2 separate regions of the Mus musculus genome follow, and region 1 is linked to region 2. Evidence: chromatin contacts called from ENCODE Hi-C or POLR2A ChIA-PET data. All regions are on one chromosome and are shown on one strand. The core of a region is the stretch at or near the end of the contact, and the rest is flanking DNA. Distances in the headings are between cores, read along the strand shown. Region 1 holds the start of Tmem41a (transmembrane protein 41a). Region 2 holds the start of 1300002E11Rik (RIKEN cDNA 1300002E11 gene).

Region 1 (2,700 bases), core at 7-2,506, 150 kb before region 2:
AGTGCTCTGAAGTGCTTCATGCCTTTTGACTCTGAAGAACTCACCCAATGGGTCGGTCCTATGTGCTGTCACTTCTCATCCCCACTGTGCAGCCTGTCCCTTTTGCCCTGTTCCCACTGCCGTGGTCCTTTCCGTCCCTCCCTCCCCGCAACCTGAGGTATTTACTGTTAACTTGGAGCCTACTCTAACCACTTGCTCTGACATTCTCAAAGGAGAACGGACACTGTCCCTCCTTTTCTCCTCCTCCCTGTTTTTTGAAGACAGTTTGTCACTGTAACCCCAGGCTGTCTTCAGTCTCCATTCTGCCTCAGGGTTCCATGTGCTGGGACTGCAAACACACAACACGATGTCTGCCTAGCAGAATGGTTCTTACTGAATGCTGCCAGGCTCATCTCCCCACAGTTTCCTGGGGTCCCTTGCCCAAACTATCTTCTAGCACTCTCCAAGTGGACAATAGCCATTCATTTCTCCCAAACCTTCGGCTTCCCTGAAGGTTGCCTTACTTAGGGCCATCTCACTTGCCCCTCTGCTTGCTCATCCAGAGAGTAAACGCAGTGCTCACCTCTTTCAGACTCCACACAGTGCAAGGACCACACTAGTTTTGGAGTTTTGAATCTGGGTTTTCTTTTTGAGAGATGTCATTCTCACTACCCGGCTACCCTGCCCCTTTCTGAATTTTTGCTTAGTATTTAAAGATGACTGAACCCTGGGCCTTCCTTCTCTTCAAGTGCTGGGGTCAGTCACATGAACACCATGTCTAGCACCACAGACTCTTTCTAAGACTCAGATGTGTGTTACAGCTAGTGTGTGCACGCTAGCTCCTACACAAGAGTTATGGCAGTAAGCGTTTTCATCCGTTGAGGCACACTGAAATGTGTTTATGAGTACTGGGGATAATGAGCACACTTCAGGTACTGAATAGAAGGCATGTCTGTTTATTTCTGTGGTGGTCATTACCTTCTTTCCACAACCATCGGTGTCAGTCTCACATTTGTTGGCTTCATTTGCTTTGTGGGACAGACTGTGGACAAGACTGACCGCCATGCTGCAAGCTAGGTTGTGGCAGGCTCACAACTCAGCCCCAGATCTCCCAGCTCTGTCACAGGGAAGGCGTTGGAGGTGTTCAGTGTAGAGCCAGCAGGAGCACTTTAGACTAGAGCGATCAGTCCCTGGCGGGGGCGGGGCCTGCGGCGGGCCGAGGGCGGAGCTTTGCGAGGGCCACGCCCTGCCCGTCCAAGAACGCGCTCCGCCCGCCCAGTCGGCGCACGGGGAGGGCTCTGCGTTGCCACGGGGGGAGCGCGCTCTCCGGCCAGGCCGCGGCATGCGCGCGCTGCTCGGCTTGCTCCTCGTATTCGGAGGCTGCACCTTCGCATTATACCTGCTCTCCACGCGGCTGCCCTTGGGGCCGAGGCTGGCGGCGGCCGGGGAGCCCGAAGGCCGGTGAGAGGGAGGACACCGGGCGGTGGCCTGGGAGGAGGTCGGAGGGTTGGCAGTGATGCCTCGGGGGCCCTTGCACTTCTCTGCACACGCGGTCGCCTTCCAGCCCCAGCCATCTCGGCTACCGTGGCTCTCCTTCCTCAACCCAATTACCACAGCAGCCAGTCTTCAGAGGTGCAGCCCGGACTTGGAGTGACGAGGCTATGATCCAGTTTGCCCTCTTCCTGCCTGTCTCTGCTTCCCATGACAGCTGGGCGAGGCAGAAGGCTTGTCGGTCGGGTTTCCGACTGCTGCTTATTACTTTGAAAGTGCATAGAGTGTGTCTGGCACGTTGCCGCATTACCAAGAGGCGTTAACTGCATTCGAGTTGTTTTCAGTTACCATTGTCTTTTTGTGGAGCTGAAAAAACTCTCTTGTGGATGTCAGAGGTACTCATGAGAACTAGGAGGGGCTTGCTCATAGTTTATCTCTGCTGGAGCAAAGAACTGTTGAGATGGCAGAGGCAGGGTAGTCTTTGTTCTGTGACCTTTGGACGGGATCCACGGTGTACCAGGCCTAGCGCAGGGTGAAGAGGGAGGCTCTCGGAAAGGGTTGGCCTCCAGCCATGTTATCAAGAAAGCTGTATTTATTATGATGGGAGGTATGTGTCCACGGGGATTCTTTTAAAGTGATGAAATTGTTGTTTTTTGCCTAGTACATCTGGGTAACATGCTGTCTAAATAGTTGTGTGTTTGCTTGGGAGAGGGTCTCCTAGAAAGGACGGCAATTCATGATGATATGCAGTTGCCTGGAGATGAATATACTTGTGTCTTCGGACAAGATAAAAAGAGACCGAGGATGCAAGTCAGTGCTGGAGCCGATGCTCTCAGCATGGTGGAGGCTGTGGGGTTCCATCTTAAAACCCCTAAATAAGTGAAGAGGGTGTGTAGTGGTTATCCAGCACCAGACCCTTTTTAGGCAAGGAAAACAAGACCCGTGGTCACTCCAAGGTCACACAACAGGAACACTGTAGAGTGAGGGTGCCAGCCCAGGGCACTTGTTCCCACTCCAGGGCTCTCCTGTCTGCCTCTGTTGTTTTATCTTGGGTCAGCTGTCATCTTGAGTTCTTTCAATGTCTGGTGGCCAGATGACCTGTTTACAAACTTAACTCTGCAAGGAAGACACACTTCGAACTTTCTCTGGAACCCACGCCTCCACCTGATTTCCCAAACTCTAGGTCGCTGTGGTTCCCCTCCGATCTGGCAGAGCTGCGGGAGCTCTCTG
Region 2 (2,700 bases), core at 76-2,575:
CAATGACATTTATCATATTTAAATATATTCTAATTCAGTGGCACAGTAACAGCATATAAAATGGGGGTGAGTAGAATCTCAGGGCTGTCCAGGAATTGTGAAAAGATTTAAACGTGAACAAACATAAATTTTTACTGCAAAAAAAGCGGTTTACTTTTGGAGTGTTCAACTGACTTGAAGAAAAGCTCCGATTTAAAATCAAAAGATGCTTACTAGTTTCTTAGGGAAAACACAACCATGCAACATAAATTCATTGTCTACTAACCCCACTCTATCCAATCTAATGACACATTTTGGGAACCTCTCAAGATCTGCCTTTTATTTGATAGCCCGTGCACACAGCCACATTCCTGGGGCTACGCGTAGGTGGTGACTCTTGCTGAGATCTGATTACACAGCACATTATAGCATCTGCACTGTATTTCATTTGATAGCCCAAACTTGGTGGTTACAATACTTGTTTTTTGTGGGGTGCATATGTACACTCTTCATAATATTTAATGGCGCCTTTAACAAAGGAAACACTTTAATCTTCAAGGGTTGGGGGGGGAATTGGGAGCTGCTACAATCGTTCCTTGGGTCTATACACAGCAGGTGGAGCCCGACTACATATTTATAAATTACTGTTTTTATATTCGTTGTAACTCTTATCCATCTTTTAAATAGTTTACCAACATAATAAATCTTTAAGAAAAAGAAAACTTACACTGCTAAAAAGAAAGCATTTATAACACCAGCTACCAGTACGGTGCGACAACCGCGGCTAATTATTCGATAACCTCCCTGGTATCGCACAGTTCTTCCCAGAAAAGTAAAGGCAGCCTCAAGAAGCCAGACAAGCGCCTTATCCTCTCCACCAAGAGATTAGGACCCATTTGTACATTTCACTAACTTTAAAACAAAACGGGTCAGGATTTTCTTCTGCACCCGCGTCATAGGGCAGGGAGGGGGCAAGCAAAGTAACCGGGAGTCGCGTTTGCAGAGGCGGGATGCTGACACCCGGGATGCACTCAGCAGCTGCGCCAGTCGGGCTTCGCACTCTGTCCAAACCCTTTCCAGCAGGTGTCCACCTCTCTCTCCCAAGACCTATAGGAGACCGGGTCGCTGACCCCTACTCCATCCCGGGCTCAGGAGTAGGCAGCGAGCCCAGCTGAGCGCACCGCAGCTGCCCCAAAAGCCATGTCGCCAACTCCCTCTAGCGCCGCTAGGTTCCTAGAAGACTTACTTCTTCAAAGCGCTCGGCCCGAAGCCGAGTCCGCACGCCCGCAAGCCTTCCTCCCACCGCGTTCCTCCTACAGCGCTGGACACCCACCCCAGCGCAACCCCAATGCGCAGGCGCCACCTCTGCCTCCACAGCTTCCGCGTATGACGTCACTTCCGACACACGGCTCAGCAGTGGGCTCCCGTGGTTTTAGCTTGCGGGTCCTGGGCTGAGTGACCCAATTCCTTTATTCTACAGACTCGTCCATGCTGAAATTTACCGCTCCAATCCGAATTAGCGGGGCGTTTGGACAAATCACGAGATTGTCGAGTCCCACGTCTCTGCCGGGTGTCGGCCTCTGAGATTGTGATTGCTGGCTGCAGTGCTGCCCCTTTCACTTCTGAGGGTATTGGTGTTGTGTTACAAGGGCAACCTGTCCCAACCGTGTAAAACACCAGTACCCACAACCTGAAGCTGTTGTGTTACTTGAGGTAATGCATAGAACGTTCCAGCATACTGCAATGAACATTAACAGGTTTTTTGTTTTGTTTTTTTTTCTAATGATGTGATATACTCTCTTGTTTCCGCACTGGAACACATACGTGTATAGCAGACTGGAACTACTTTTGTTCAGTGGTTAGCTGATGATACTGGGTACCTTCTCCTCGATAGACAGACCGACAGACAGACAGGTTGATATCTCAACTTGATTGAAAACATTTGCTGAGTTACCTTGCTAAGGGGGGGGGGGGGGAGGAGAGGCACCAGGACTATAATGACAGACCTCAGGCTGTCCCTGAAAGTAGACATACTCATCAATAAGAAAGTCTCTGTGTGTGTGTGTGTCCACAAACCTCATACTGACCCAGAAAAGCAGGGAGCTGTCTTTGTTTTTAACTGGTTAATAGGAACAAAACTACAGACCTCTGCAGTTCCAGAAGGTTAGCAGGCTATGAATGTACTACCACTGACTAGGCATGGTTTCATTTCCTCTGTGGTGGTTGTACTGGCTAGTTTTGTGTCAACTTGACAAAGCTGGAGTTATCACAGAGAAAGGAGCTTCAGTTGAGGAAATACCTCCATGAGATCCAACTGTAAGGCACTTTCTCAATTAGTGATCAAGGGGGAAAGGCCCCTTGTGGGTGGGGCCATCTCTGGGCTGGTAGTCTTGGGTTCTAAAAGAGAGCAGGCTGAGCAAGCCAGGGGAAGCAAGCCAGTAAAGAACATGGCTTCTGCATCAGCTCCTGCTTCCTGACCTGCTTGAGTTCCAGTCCTGACTTCCTTGGTGATGAACAGCAGTATGGAAGTGTAAGCTGAATAAACCCTTTCCTCCCCAACTTGCTTCTTGGTCATGATGTTTGTGCAGGAATAGAAACCCTGACTAAGACAATGGTTCAAAGAAACATCTCAACTTGTTGTTTAGAAAGATGACAAAGCAAGCTAGTAGTAGTGTTGAAATGTGGGTGATGGGTCAGTTTTGCAAATAACCCAGAATAACA

What was found. Hi-C counts contacts between places; a loop is a spot of excess contacts on that map. ChIA-PET counts read pairs that join two places held with the same protein, here RNA polymerase II (POLR2A).
Region 1: a loop to region 2 is called in a map of heart, with 2.6 times the contacts of the local background. The contact joins the promoter of Tmem41a here to the promoter of 1300002E11Rik in region 2. A Hi-C loop is called at or near these places in 3 of 37 maps with a recorded cell type or tissue (all heart). POLR2A ChIA-PET finds 5 or more read pairs at or near these places in 1 of 5 experiments (embryonic stem cell).

Annotation. Positions count from the first base shown.
Region 1 is chr16:21,946,108-21,948,807 of GRCm38, reverse strand. It overlaps Tmem41a (transmembrane protein 41a), which reads left to right and starts at 1,256. Exons shown (of 5, transcript NM_025693.4): 1 at 1,256-1,440; 2 at 2,654-2,700. The coding sequence starts at 1,322.
Region 2 is chr16:21,792,972-21,795,671 of GRCm38, reverse strand. It overlaps 1300002E11Rik (RIKEN cDNA 1300002E11 gene), which reads right to left and starts at 1,325. Exons shown (of 3, transcript NR_037958.1): 1 at 1,226-1,325.